2 separate regions of the Homo sapiens genome follow, and region 2 is linked to region 1. A link is a contact called in ENCODE Hi-C or POLR2A ChIA-PET data. All regions are on one chromosome and are shown on one strand. Each heading gives the region's core, a stretch centred on a gene start or an enhancer-like site at or near the end of the contact. The rest is flanking DNA. Distances are from core to core; before and after follow the strand shown.

Evidence for each region. Hi-C counts contacts between places; a loop is a spot of excess contacts on that map. ChIA-PET counts read pairs that join two places held with the same protein, here RNA polymerase II (POLR2A).
Region 2: a loop to region 1 is called in a map of A673, with 2.1 times the contacts of the local background. The contact joins the promoter of PRDX6-AS1 here to the promoter of SLC9C2 in region 1. A Hi-C loop is called at or near these places in 1 of 168 maps with a recorded cell type or tissue (A673). POLR2A ChIA-PET finds 5 or more read pairs at or near these places in 1 of 52 experiments (naive thymus-derived CD4-positive, alpha-beta T cell).

The regions. Positions count from the first base shown.
Region 1 is chr1:173,599,820-173,606,562 of GRCh38, reverse strand. It overlaps SLC9C2 (solute carrier family 9 member C2 (putative)), which reads left to right and starts at 3,491. Exons shown (of 28, transcript NM_178527.4): 1 at 3,491-3,812; 2 at 4,708-4,913; 3 at 6,346-6,446. The coding sequence starts at 4,787.
Region 2 is chr1:173,458,194-173,465,577 of GRCh38, reverse strand. It overlaps PRDX6-AS1 (PRDX6 antisense RNA 1), which reads left to right and starts at 4,216. Exons shown (of 2, transcript NR_125960.1): 1 at 4,216-5,200. LOC100506023 (a long non-coding RNA gene) reads left to right here. Exons shown (of 3, transcript NR_037845.1): 2 at 3,124-3,254. RefSeq lists an enhancer at 4,987-5,486.

The sequences.
Region 1 (6,743 bases), core at 2,242-4,741:
TGATGCCCCCAGATTGTAAAGGACTGACACTTGCCCCCATGTTCAATCTAATATGTGGTAGATTGTATTTTCCAGGATGGCCACATCTCCCTTCCCACATGCTCTTCTTACAATATGGTCATGACATTCCTCACGTAGAGAGATGTGTCTCTGTTCTTTCCTCTTGAATCTGGGCAGGCTCGTCACTACAGTGGAAGTGATTCCATGTGATTTCTGAGGCTAGATCATAAAAGGTGATGAGGCCTCTGCCTAACTAGGGGAAATGCTTTCTCTTGAGATGCTCACTCTTGACCAGCCTATAGAGAGATCCACAGGGAGGAACTGAGGCCCCAGCCCACAGCCTTGGTTGAGCTCCAGCCTGCAGTCATCCCCAACTTGCCAGCCATATGAGTGGGCCATCTTAGAAGCAGATCCTCCAGTCAAGCCAGCCCAGCTGATGCTGTGTGGAGTGGAGACAAGCCTTCTGTGCTGAGCCATGCAAAAAATTGCAGATTTGTGAACGAAATAAATGATTGTTATTGTTTTAAGCTACTCAGTTATGTATTTGTTACTTAACAATATATAATTCACAAATTGTATAACTTGGAAGTGAGAAATTGACATAACAAAACCTAAAATACATGGCATTGTCTTTGGGACTAGATGGTAGAGGACAGAAAGGCCTGGAGGAGGGTGTGGGTGAAAGCTACAGGCTTTCAAGTACAATATTAGCAGAAGCGCTAGGGCCTTCTAGGAGGCTATTGGTGAGTTTATAGTAAAGAGAGGAAGATGTTATTGGAAGCTGGAGAAACCCTTGTTAGGAGTTGGTGGGTAAGTTTGGCCACATTTTGTCTAAGGAATGAATTCGATGACCCTGCTAAGGATATTTCCAGACTGAGTATGGCTTCTACTAAATGAGAGGAGAGAGAGAAACTGAGAAGGAGCATTTCAGCTTTCAAATAAATTTTAGGATTTAGAAGATATGAAAAGAGCCAGTGCTCACTGGCTTTGAAAATAAAATTGCTTTTCAATCCTATCCTTTCTAGATGGCAAAAAGTTCTCCACCTAAGGAATGGTTTCTGGGAAAAAGATAAAATCCATGGTGGAATTATAAAGTCATTTGTTAAGAATTCAGAAATATCTAAGGTGGTGCCTCATAGAACCTTTCAGACTTTAGGTGGGCTTTCTCCATGCAGCTGGGAAGGTGGCCTCCAGCTGCTCTGAGGGGTCTTCATCACAACTAAACCTAAGTGGAGAGAGAACAGCTGTCTCCCAATAATGGAATATACCAACCTAGGGAGCCATCTAATTGGTGTTGTCTGAGTCCATGCCCACTCCTGAACCAATTATAATGTTAGGAGGATGGGAAACTGACTAACCCCCCTGTGTTTTGTGTCTATCTCAATTAAATAGTATTGTCTCTTTTCAGAAGATGGAGTTGGGAGAAAACACTGGGCAGCCTCTCAGCGCTCAACTCCCCAAACTGACCAGAATCTCCTTCAGCTGGATTTATAAAAAATGGTGAAATATAACTTTATTATTGCTTTTTTTTAAAAAAAAAGCTCCATGGGAAAGGATAAAAAATTTGATCACCTCTATATTTTAGTTATTGCTTTCTTTAGCTTTCAGAACTATGTGTAAGCTAACTGACTTTATGGATTTTCTCCAACTTTTCCTGAAGTATGAGGATTTTTCTAAAGGCCATGGGGAATCTGAACTTCGAAACTTAAATTCAACCTACAGGAGTCTTAGCTGCAGGGCTTAGGTGAACCGAGTGAGCCTGAGGGGACAGCAGTAGGATGGGAACTAGGCAGAACCTGGAAGGGCATTACTCAAACTGAGTAGTGCTGAGATCAGTTTGACTAAGGAGAGAGTCAAACTTAATTTTGAGAGGAATCAAGGTGACAGCCAGTATAGATAAGGTGAAGATCCGAACGGGAGGGTAGTGAACTTGGTAATGAGGTGAGTTAAGTAAAGGCAGAAGAGGGAAGAGTAAGGAATGGGTCTCTTAGGAGAGGGCCTGTGAATAAGCCAATTACTTTTTAACATAGTCCTTGGCATTATAGTAGGGATGAGCTCAGTGGCTTAAAAGAACCACATCAGTTTGTACAAAAAAGGAAGTCATAAAGAATATTTTAGGAGCTAGTATGTGGGCACCAATGTTGCTTGTCACAGTCATAGAGCTGTTGATTAGAATTGTGTTTAGTCTGAAGTAGGAATTGAGACTCACTTGCCAGAGGTTTCTTGATACATAGTGAAGGTGTAATCTTACTGCTGTGATGTTCTCCTTGGTGCCCTCAAGAAGATGATGTGCAGCAACCTTGGTGAATGTGGTATAGGAATGAGAGAGTAGAATTTGTCACAAAACAACTCTTCCTTGAAAGTAACCCACCAATTGATGATTATTGTTCATTTGTTTAATATTTATACTGTATTTGTTTTTAGTAATTATATTTGAGGCAAGAAGTATATAAGTTAGGCATCATGGAATTTGGGATGCATTTGTCCTCCCATGAAGAATGGGTAACATTGTTTCTTCAAATTGAGGACTGGAAACCAATGATGGATAGGAGTTAGGAAAATGGGAGTGAGAAACATTGAAAAGGAAGGAGAGGTAGAAAAATAAAATGAAACAGTATGACTGAAAAAGAATTAGAGAGGAGACAAGACTGTGTTGAAGAGGGTTAGGGCTGAGCCAGATGGTGTTGGCATAAGAAATATAGAGTATATATCAAAAATATAGAAGGAGATTCTGTCTACATTAATATCTTTGACTATTTCAGCTATTATGTTGTTTTGGGACAATCAAAGATGGGAGAGACCGAACAGAGTGAGTTCAGGAAAGGTCTTTATTAAAAGGTGATCACCTGGCTCAGTAGGACTAGCGTCCAGGAAAGTCTGAGCCCTGGACAAAGAAAGCAGCCACCTTTTAAGCAGTCAGTGGCCAGGAGCTACGTGATGCAGGAAGCGTACTTACAAGAGCGAGAACAAAGGCAGTTGATCAGTCTTTTACATTTATCTATGCTACGTGTTCCACATCCCTGGGAAACCATGTTTCTGTATTAACCTTGTAACTTTGCAGCTGCGCTAGGGAGGTGAAACAGGAACTCCCTGAGCCTCAAGGAATGTGAAACTAGCAAGTACAGATAAGGCTTGCTGAGCACAGAAGGAAAAACACGCTGTTAGTATTCTTCTCTAACTTAGACTACAGGGGAGCTACACTACACTTAGCTTTTGAAGGGAAAAGTAAAAATTTTTGGTTGTCTTTGATTATACTTGTAAAATTCATGAATTCATTCTACAATGTCAGCAAAAAAAAAAAAAATCAGTTAAAACAGTTGTGGGTACTTACGTAACTTGAGTGTTAAAAAATGAAAGCTTCCCAAGAACTAGATCACTTGGCTTCTTCTGGATTGGGGGTGGGGATAATGTAGGCAGCCAATCAGAACGAAAGCAGGCTGGCAAGAAACCAATGAGAAGTAGGCATGGAAATGGATTTTGGTGTGATATCAGTTGGTAGTACTGTCCCTGGCAAACAGACGCATAACTGTGCATTGTTCTTTGGGATTTTGAGAGCCTTCATCTCAATTTCAACTTTAAAGCAGCTTAATCTTTAAGGAACATATCTCTGATCTGGGTAATTTGTAGAACTTAATTTGAGGGTCATTACATGTGAGGATAGCAGGAGTTGAAGATGCCAAGGACCTGAAGGGCTACTGGAGGGACAGGTGAAGTGATTTGAAGATGTAGCATTTTGAATCTCTTTCTGGCCCATCCTCTGCTTCACACCAGAATCATTGTGACCTGTAGACCTGCAAAACAAAGGACCAAAGGTAAGCCTTAAATATTATTGGAGATACTTGAGGAACCTCTAGGATTTTTAGATTAAGGCTAGCTGCAAGGAAAAATAAAACAGAACAAATCTTTCTCAGGACCACTGCATAGATTTGCACAGGTTACATCCTACACAGAGCACCAGCTGAGGTGAGATACTGGGGCTGAAATCCAGCCTGGTAGTCACATGCCAAGCCATGTGCCTTGTTGACAGGCTTCATTGCTCTGAGGAAGGGGGCCTTTTTCTAATTCACTCAAAGGCATCATATGATCAAACCTTGGTCTTTTCCTTTATTTTCAGGTTATTCACCCTTATCCTCACCCCCAACCTTAACTGGTGTGACTCAACTTTGACTTTGTTTCCCATTTGCCATCTTTTATTGGAAGGGTGCTGAGAGAAGAAAAAGATATATTAGGGCTGGAGTGGTAAAATGGAATTCCAGAATGATTTATACCAACAGAGAAGGGGGAGCATAACATTTATCCATGCTCCTTCCCCCTCAAATAGTTCAGCCCATCAAATATTTTTGGACAGCCTATCTCGTGCCACATGCTATGTGCACAGCCTTAAGGAAAGTTCGGGCCCTGGCCTTTGAGAAACTCACTGTCCAATGGGGAAAGCAAGCACATTACTATATCATTACAATGGTAAGTGCACCTATCAATGCACCCCCTCTCCCATATACATGTAACAGTACAGGGAGTAAACACTAACACTGCTGTTAGTGTTCCTATAAAATGTTCTTGGAGCAAGGGGTAGGACAAGAGGTATTAATGTGTGCCCTGTGACAAGAAGAGACATGTTCAGATCTGAGTGTGGCACAATCTTAGGTAGAAATGGTATGGATGAATTGGATCTTGGTAGGTCTCATGTTCTTTTTGCATGCTATACAGGTTAGCATGCAGAAGTGAAAGTGTCAATAATAACCAAACCACTCCATCAAGTTAGGTCTGGGGAAAAGCAGCAGCAAAAATGAGTTCTTACTTCTGGGCACAAAATGAAAGTAACAGACCTGATTTACTCTGCGGGCAGCCAGCTGACTACCTTGTTGAAGAGAAACATTTCACAACGCTTGTATGCTTCATTGTTGTTTTGGGAGGTAGGTGGTTGTTTTTGAAACTCATCTTTCCTCTGCCCTGTGAACCTTTTGTCAATGCAGAAAGCCATCACAACTACATAACATCAAAAGAAGGGGCCCATTGAAACGATAAGACATGAGTGAATACTGTCAATCTCGCTTCATTTAATTATAAGTAGTGTCTATTCTATATTCCTGTATTCAGTGACATTTGCTGAGCATGGTAGTGTGGTAGACATGTAAGAAGAATAACTTAACTTCAAGAAGCCCTCTCATGGGAGAGATTGGCAAACACATAATTACTATGCAGTGTGTTAAGTATAACTATAAAGTTGTCGTCAAGATTCTCTGCTCACAAGGAGGAGGAAGAGCTGTACACTGCCTGCCTGGCCAGACCTAACCTGACCAAAATATCTGAGATGAGGGGAGGACAATGCGAGCAAACACACAAATAGAGCCCAGGCATACAATTCATGATTTACATAATTGATGTCATTCATTTTGTCCATTTTATTATGGCTTTTGGTGTAATCTCTCTTCAGGGAAGATAAATAACCCACCCCAACCCCAAGAAGGAAATTAGGAAAGGCTTCACAAATAAGGACCTCTTAAACAATGATTAAGAATTCAACAGGTATAGAGAATGATATTCATGCAGATCAAGTAACATATTCAACACACAGATGCTTTAGTCCACAATTCAACACTAGGGATTAGGAAAAAGGAAAAATAGCTGCTTTAAAATCCTTTCTGGAACTAGGAATACTATACAGAAGCAAATATGTATAAACTCCTTCAATTTTACCCATTGTATCAAAGAGTGAAATTGCTTTCTTTGGGAATCTTTAATATACTCACTAATGACCTTGGTCACTTTTGATATCACAAGTTGCTGATGACCATGGACTAGCTCTATATCCTTTATAGAGACAAACGCTCCAGTAGTAAAGAGCATTGCAGAAAGAGTGTAAAAAACATATCTTTATCTGGTCTTACCTGTAAGAAGTACAGATGCTCCTTGACTATCAGGTTGTGTCCTAATAAACCCATCATAAATTTAAAATATTGTAAGTTGAAATGCATTTAATACAACTAACCTACTGAACATCATAACTGAGCCTAGCCTACCTTAAAAGCTTTCATAACACATTTGCCTACAGTCAGGGAAAATCATCTAACACAAAGTCTATTTTATAATAAAGTGTTGACTATCTCATGTAATTTTGTAAATATTGTACTAAACGTGAAAAACAGAATAGTTGTACGAGTACTCAAAGTACAGTTTCTACCAAATGTGTATCACTTTTGCACCATCCCAAAGTTAAGCCACATCATTAAATATTAATTGAATACAGAAGGTCTTGACTTACTTTGGGATGGTGCAAAAGTGATACACATTTGGTAGAAACTGTACTTCGAGTACTCATGCAACTATTCTGTTTTTCACATTTAGGGCTTTTGAAGATGTGTTTAAAGAATTGTGAAGTCATTGTTTTGACGATTCTTTCTCTATCAGGATTCGTGATAGGACACATGGCCTACAATTCTGTTGAGGTACTGTATGTACAATAAATTAGAGAATAAAGGAAAAAATGCCAAAAATAAAGTCCACTCCCATCTCATCCCTGAATGCATGGAATGTTTTTTCTTATGGGAACAGCTACTCAAAAAATTTTATCTGGTATTAAAAAATTTGGAAAATAACCACACAGTAAAGGACACATCAATTAGGGAAACTTCAAAAAAGCAGTAATAAGAGGAAAATGTGGCCAGGTGCGGTGGCTGACGGTTGTTATCCCAGCACTTTGCGAGGCTGAGGTGGGTGGATCACTTGAGGCCAGGAGTTTGAGA
Region 2 (7,384 bases), core at 2,967-5,466, 140 kb after region 1:
GCTTTGTTCCTAGGTATTTTATTCTTTTTGTGGCAATTGTGAATGGGATTTGGCTGTCAGCTTGCCTGTTGTTGGTGTATAGGAATGCTAGTGATTTTTGCACATAGATTTTGTATCTTGAGACTGCTGAAGTTGCTTATCAGCTTAAGAAGCTTTTGGACTGAGACATTGGGGTTTTCTAGATATAGGATCATGTCACCTGCAAATAAAGATAGTTTGACTTCCTCTCTTCCTATTTGAATATGCTTTATTTCTTTCTCTTGCCAGATTGCCTTGGCCACAACTTCCAGTGTTGACTGGGAGTGGTGAGAGAGGGCAGCCTTGTTTTGTGCCACTTTTCAAAGAGAATGCTTCCAGTTTTTGCCCATTCAGTATGATATTGGCTGTGCATTTGTCATAGATGGCTCTTATTATTTGGAGACATGTTCCTTCAATACTTAGTTTATTGAGAGTTTTTAACATGAGGGATGTTGAATTTTATCAAAGACTTTTTCTGTATCTATTGAGATAATCATGTGATTTTTGTCTTTAGTTCTGTTTATGTGATAACTTAACATTTATTGATTTTTGTATGTTGAACAGCCTTGCATCCCAAAGATGAAGCCAACTTGATCATGGTGGATAAACTTTTTGATGTGCTGCTGGAATCAGTTTGCCTGTATTTTGTTGAGGATTTTTGCACTGATGTTCATCAAAGATATTGGCCTGAAATTTCTCTTTTTTGTTGTATCTCTGCCAGGTTTTGATATCAGGATGATGCTGGCCTCATACAATGAGTTAGGAGGAGTCCCTCCTTTTCGATCTTTTTGAATATTAAATTGTTTCAGTAGGAGTGGTATTAGCTGTTCTTTGTACCTCTGGTAGAACTCACCTGTGAATCTGTCTGGTCCTGGGCTTTTTTTTTTTGTTGGTGTTGGGGTGATCAGACCCAACACCAGGTCATGGGGGTGACAAAGTCCAGCAGAGTCAAAGGATTGAGAAAAAGACAGTTTGAGGGAGAAAGGTGGAACCAGGAGGCCATTGTTAGTGTATGGAGGCTGTGAAGGCTCTGAGCTCTGGGAGCCCATGCTATTTATTGGTAATCCAACAGAGAAACAGGTGGTGAGAATGTGGAGGTCAGAAGAGCAGGTGCATGATCTACAGCTGTGATGGTTTGGCATTTATAAGGAACATGTTCTGCTACTTGAGATAATGAAGATACAATCGAACTAGGAGCCTAGGAGGGCTAGAAGCAAGGAGCCAGCAAGTCTAGACACATTCCAGAGGACATTGTGGCAGACATGCGAGCCCTGCCTCAGCTTTCTTCCCAACACTCAGCTTTTTCCCAACAGTTGGTAGGCTATTTATTACTGCTTCAATTTCCAAACTCATTATTGTCTATTCAGGGATTCAGTTTCTTCCTGGTTCAGTGTTGGGAGGGTGTATGTGTCCAGGAATTTATCCTTTTCTTCTAGATTTTTCTAGTTTATGTACATAGTGGTGTTTGTAGTATTCTCTGATAGTTGTTTGTATTTCTGTGGGGTCAGTGGTGATATCACCCTTATCACTTCTGATTGTGTTTATTTGAATCTTTTCTCTTTTATTCTTTATTAGTCTAGCTAGCAGTCTATCTATTTTATTAATTTTTTTCAAAAAACCAGCTCCTGGATTCATTGATTCTTTGAAGGGTTTTTCATGTCTCTGTCTTCTTCAGTTCTACTCTGATTTTGGTTATTTTTTGTCTCCTGCTAACTTTGGGTTGGTTTGCTCTTTTTTCTCTAGTTTGTTTAGTTGTGATGTTAGGTTGTTAACTTGAGATCTTTTTAGCTTTTTGATGTGGACATTTAGTGCTATAAATTTCCCTCTTAACAGTGCTTTAGCTGCATTCTGGAGATTCTGGACATTGTAGTTTTGTTCTCATTGGTTTCAAAGAACTTCTTGATTTCTGCCTTAATTTCATTATTTAACCAAAAGTCATTCGGGAGCAGATTGTTCATTTTCCATGTAGTTATATGGTTTTGAGTGAATTTCTTAATCTTGTGTTCTAATTTGATTACACCTTGGTCTGAGAGACTCTTTGGTATGTTTTCAGTTCTTTTGCATTTGCCAAGGAGTGTTTTACTTCCAATTATGTGATCAATTTTAGAGTAAGTGCTGTGGCGATGAGAAGAATGTATATTCTGTTGTTTTGGAGTGGAGAGTTCTGTATATAGCTATCAGGCCCACTTGATCCAGAGCTGAGTTGAGGTCTTGAATGTCTTTGATAATTTTCTGTCTCAATGATCTGCCTAATATTGTCAGTGGGGTGATAAAGTCTCCCACCATTATTGTGTGTGAGTCTAAGTCTCTTTGAAGGTCTCTAAGTACTTTCTTTTTCTGGGTGCTCCTGTATTGGGTGTATATATACTTAGGTTAGTTAGCTCTTCTTGTTGAAATGAACCCTTTACTGTTATGTAGTGGCCTTCTTTATCTTTTTTGATTTTTGTTGATTTAAAGTCTGTTTTGTTATAAACTAGGATTGCACCTGTTTTTTTCTGTTTTCCATTTGCTTGGTAAATTTTCCTCTATCCCTTTATTTTGAGCCTATGTGTGTCTTTGCACGTGAGATGCGTCTCTTGAAGATAGCATACTAATGGGTCTTGGCTCTTTATCTAGCTTGTTATTCTGTATCTTTTTTTGGGAGGCATTTAGCACATTTTCATTTAAGATTAGCATTTTTATGTGTGGATTTGATCCTGTCATCATGATGCTGGCTGGTTATTTTGCAGGTTTATGTGGATACTTCATTGTATCATTGGTATGTCAGTGTGTTTTTGTAGTGGTAATGGTTTTTCCTTTCTATATTTAGTGCTTCCTTCAGGAGCTCTTGTAAGGCAGGTCTGGTAGTGATGAATTTCCTCAGCATTTGTTTGTCTGAAAAGGATCTTATTTCTCCTTTGCTTATGAAACTTAGTTTGCATATGAAATTCTGGGTTGGAAATTCTTTTCTTTAGGAATATTGAATACTGGCCCCCAATCTTTTCTGGCTTGTAGGGTTTCCACTCAGAGGCCCAATGCTTGTCCGATGGCCTTCCCTTTGTAGGTGACCTGGTCTTTCTTTCTGGCTGTCCTTAACATTTTTTTCTTTTTTCTTTTTTTTTTCAGATGGAGTTTCACTGTGTCACCCAGGCTGGAGTGCAGTGGCACGATCTCAGCTCAATGCAACCTCTGTCTCCTGGGTTCAAGCAAATCTCCTGCCTCAGCCTCTTGAGTAGCCTGAGTAGCTGGGACTAAAGGTATGTGCCACCACACCTGGCTAATTTTTGTATTTTTAGTAGAGACAGGGTTTCACCACGTTGGCCAGGCTGGTCTTGAACTCCTGACCTCAAGTAATCCACCCACCTTGGCCTCCCAAAGTGCTGGGATTACAGGCATGAGCCACTGTGCCCAGCCAACATTTTTTCTTTCATTTTGACTTTGGAGAATCTGCTGATACATATCTTAGGGATGATTTTCTTGAATAGTTATCTTACTGGGGTTCTCTTGTTCCTGAATTTGAATGTTGGCCTATCTTGCTAGGTTGGGGTCATTCTCCTGGATGATATCCTGAAGTATGTTTTCCAACTTGGTTCTATTCTTCCTGTCTCTTTCAGGTACCCCAATCAGTTGTAGGTTTGGTCCTTTTACATAAACCCATATTTCTCAGAGGTTTTATTCATTCATTTTCATTCTTTTTTCTCTATTCCTGTCTACCTGTCCTATTTCAGAGAGATAGTCTGCAAGCTCTGGGATTCTTTGCTCTGCTTGGTCTATTCTGCTATTAATACTTGGGATTACATTGCGAGTACTTGTAGTATGTTTTTCAGCTCTGTGAGGTCGGTTATGGTCCTTTCTATACTGGCTGTTTTGGCTGTCAGCTCCTGCATTGTTTTATCATGATTCTTAGCTTCTTTGCCTTTGGTTAGGACATACACCTTTAGCTCAGCAAAATTGGCTTTTGTCCACATTCTGAAGCTTACTTCTGTCATCTTGGGCTCAGCCTAGTTCTGAGCCCTTGCTGGAGAGGTGTTGTGATCATTTGGAGGAAAAGGGGCTCTCTGGGTTTTTGAATTTTCAAGATTTTTGCGTTGATTCTTTCTCATTTTTGTGGGCTTATCTATCTTCGATCTTTGAGGTTGCTGACCTTTGGATGGCGCTTTCATGGATTGTTTTGTTTTTTCATCTTTTTCTTTTAGCAGTCTGTTTACTCTTCCTTACAGATGCTGCAGTTAGCTGGGGGTCCACTCTACACCCTGGTTGCCTCAGTTTTTCCTGTACTTGGAGGTATCAGCAGTGAATGCTATGAAACAGCAAAGATGGCAGCCTGCCCCTTCCCCTGGAAGCTCCATCCCAGGGCGGTACTGTCCTGTTGCCAGCATGAGCACACAGTATGTAGGGGGTGGCTGGAGACCCCAGTTGGGACATCTCACCTAGTCAGGAGGAACGGGATCAGGGATCCACTTAAAGAAGCAGTTGGGCTGTTTTTGATAGAGCAGTTGTGCTGTGTTGGGGATCCCATCAGCCCCTTGTTGGTTTGGGCTCTCCGAGGCCCACAGGCTGAACTGGCTGAGGTGCCCAACAGCCAAGTTGGTGGCCCGCCTTCCCCTCTGGGCACTCTGTCCCAGGGAAAAATTAGAAGTCTGTTGGCCACAGAACATGGGCGGGGGTGGCTGGATACCCCAGCTGGCATGATCTACCCGTCAAGGAAAAGTGGATCAGGGTCCCACTTAAAGAAGCCATCTGGCCATGCCTCAATAGAACAGCCTTGTTGTGCTGGGAAACTGCTTCTGCCCTTGTTGGCTTGGACTCTCTAAAGCCCACTGGTTGGAATGGCTGAGTCATTCAAACAGCCAGCTTGGTGGCCCTCCTTTCCTCCCCTCCTCCCCTCCCCTCCTCCTTCCCTCCTCGCCTCCCCTCGGGCATGCTATTCCAGAAAGAGATCAGGATCCGTTTGTGGAATACAGGCAGAGATGGCTGGAGGCCCCGGTTGGGAGGTCCCTCCCAGTGAAGAGGAATGGATTGGGGCCCCACTTAAAGAAGCAACCTGGCCACGTTCAGGCAATGCCGCTGTAGTGTTCTGGGAAGACCCTTCCTTGTTTGAACCATATGGATTCTCCGAAGCCCATAGACTGAAATGGCTGAGTCAACCAAACAGTAGAGATGGCAGCCCACCCCTCCCACTGGGGACTCTGTCCCATCACAGGTAGGCTATATTCCAAGCCAGTAGGTCTTATTTTGTGAGGTGTTGTGGAAGTGGGACCCACAGATTGATGCTGCTTGGCTCCCTGGATTCAGCCCCCTTCCTAGGGGTATGTACAGACCTCCCACCTTGCCTGAGTTACAGACACCTCTGTTGGGGATCCTGGGGCCGGAATATGTAAAGTTCCTGGATCTCTATGCATGCCTGAGCAGCTGCTCTGCTGAGACTCAACACACCTCTGTGTGTGGGACCCAAGACCCTGGTGATGTGGGTGCACAAGGTGGTGTGGGTGCACTGATCTCCTGATCTGTGGGTTGCAAAGATCCGTGGGAGAAGCGTGGTTTCCTGGGGTTGCACACTCACTCACTGCTTCCCTTGGCTGGGGGTGGGAGTTCTCTTGGCTTCATGTTGCTCCCAGGTGGGCTATTGCCCCACCTTGCTTTTCTCTCTTCTCCATGGGTCGAGTTGTTTCTGTGATCAGTCCCAGTGTGAGTGCCTGGATATTTCAGTTGAAGGTGCTATATTCACTTGCTCCTTTCTTCCTCTCCCTGAGTGCCACAGACAGCTGCTGCTTCTAATTGGCCAACTTGGCCCCCCTCCCCTGGGTTCTTAATAACGTAATTAAACCACAACCCATCCTAAAACTTATCCTACTTCTAGATTTCTGTTGAGTTCAGAAATACCCTCATTTTTAAAGATAATTGGAGTCAGGGTTTCTGTTACTTGCTGTCAAAAGCATTCTTAATTAGACTTGCTAATATTTGACTTTGGATTTTAAGAATAACCCAATATGTATTTTATTTTTACTATTGTTTAGTATTTAGTATACTTTAGTATCAGAATTAAATTTGTCAGTGAAGTGTATTGGGAAGTTTTTCATAGTTTGTACTGGCCGAATGTTTAAATAATCCAGGAATTATCTGTTCTTTATGATGTATTAGAACTTACTGATAAAACAAACTGGAACTGGTGCTTTTTTTGAAGTTAGAGCTTTTGCTGCATTTTCAAGTTTTTCTTTGATTATTGGGATAATTTCCTCTCTTCATGAGCTAATATTAGTAATCTGCATTTTGCTAAAAATTTGTCTATTTCATGTAGATTTTCTAATTTACTGGTGGGTATTTGGAATTTTAGAATTTTAAAAATCTCTTAATGCTGAATTATTTTTCTTTCCTTGTTGTAGATATTTGCATTTTCTTTCTCTTTTTTTCTTGTTCACACTTATTAATGGTTTGTATGTTGTATTCTAAAAACAAAAACAAAATAAAACAATTGCTTTATTTACCAGGTCTATGCAATTTTGTTTTGCCATGCTTTCTAGTTCATTAATTTTGAATTTTATTTTTATTAGTTTCTCCTATTCTCTGTTGGCTTATTTTTTTTTTTTTAATTTTTTTAAACTTTCTTGAACTGGGTGCTTAGATCATTTACTTTCAATCTTCCGTATATATTAAGAAGATCACTGAAAGCTCTGAATTTTCCTTTGAGTTAAGACTTTGGTTGTATCCCATAAGCTTTGAAATGGAGTGTTGTTTCATTGGTAATTTCAAACAGTCTGTGTTCTAGTACTGATTTCCACTTTAATCCAAGAGTTGTTTAGAAAACTGTTTTATAATGTCCATGTAATTAGATTGAGTTTGCTGTCTTTTTCATACTGATTTCTTGTTTGATTACCATGTGATCTGTACCTTTAGATATTTGAGATTTTATTTGTGACTTAGTCCTTGATAAATGTTTATTACTGCTTCATGGCTGTTTAAAAAGAGTGAGTTCTTTCTGTATAAAGGATACAACAAATATTATCTATGTACATGCCTTTCTCTACTTGTTTGTTGATCTATGTATGATGTCCATCACCCCTTATCTGCTTAAGCTCTAAAGGTCTTTTCTCTTTTCCCTACTCTTTCTCTTTCTACATCATCAATTCCTGATTCTCTACTAGATCATTATATTAGCATACAAACATGCTCTAGTACAACTCTCTCCAGTATAAATATGATGTGAGCCACATATGTAATTTAAGATTTTATGGTAGCCATATTAAAAAAGTAAAAAGAAAAAAAAGTAAATTTAATTGTCATATATTTCATTTAACCCAATGTATGTGAAATATTATTTCACCCTATAATTGATGTAAAAATTATTGATGAGATATTGTATATATTTTCTCATACTGAGTCTTCGAAA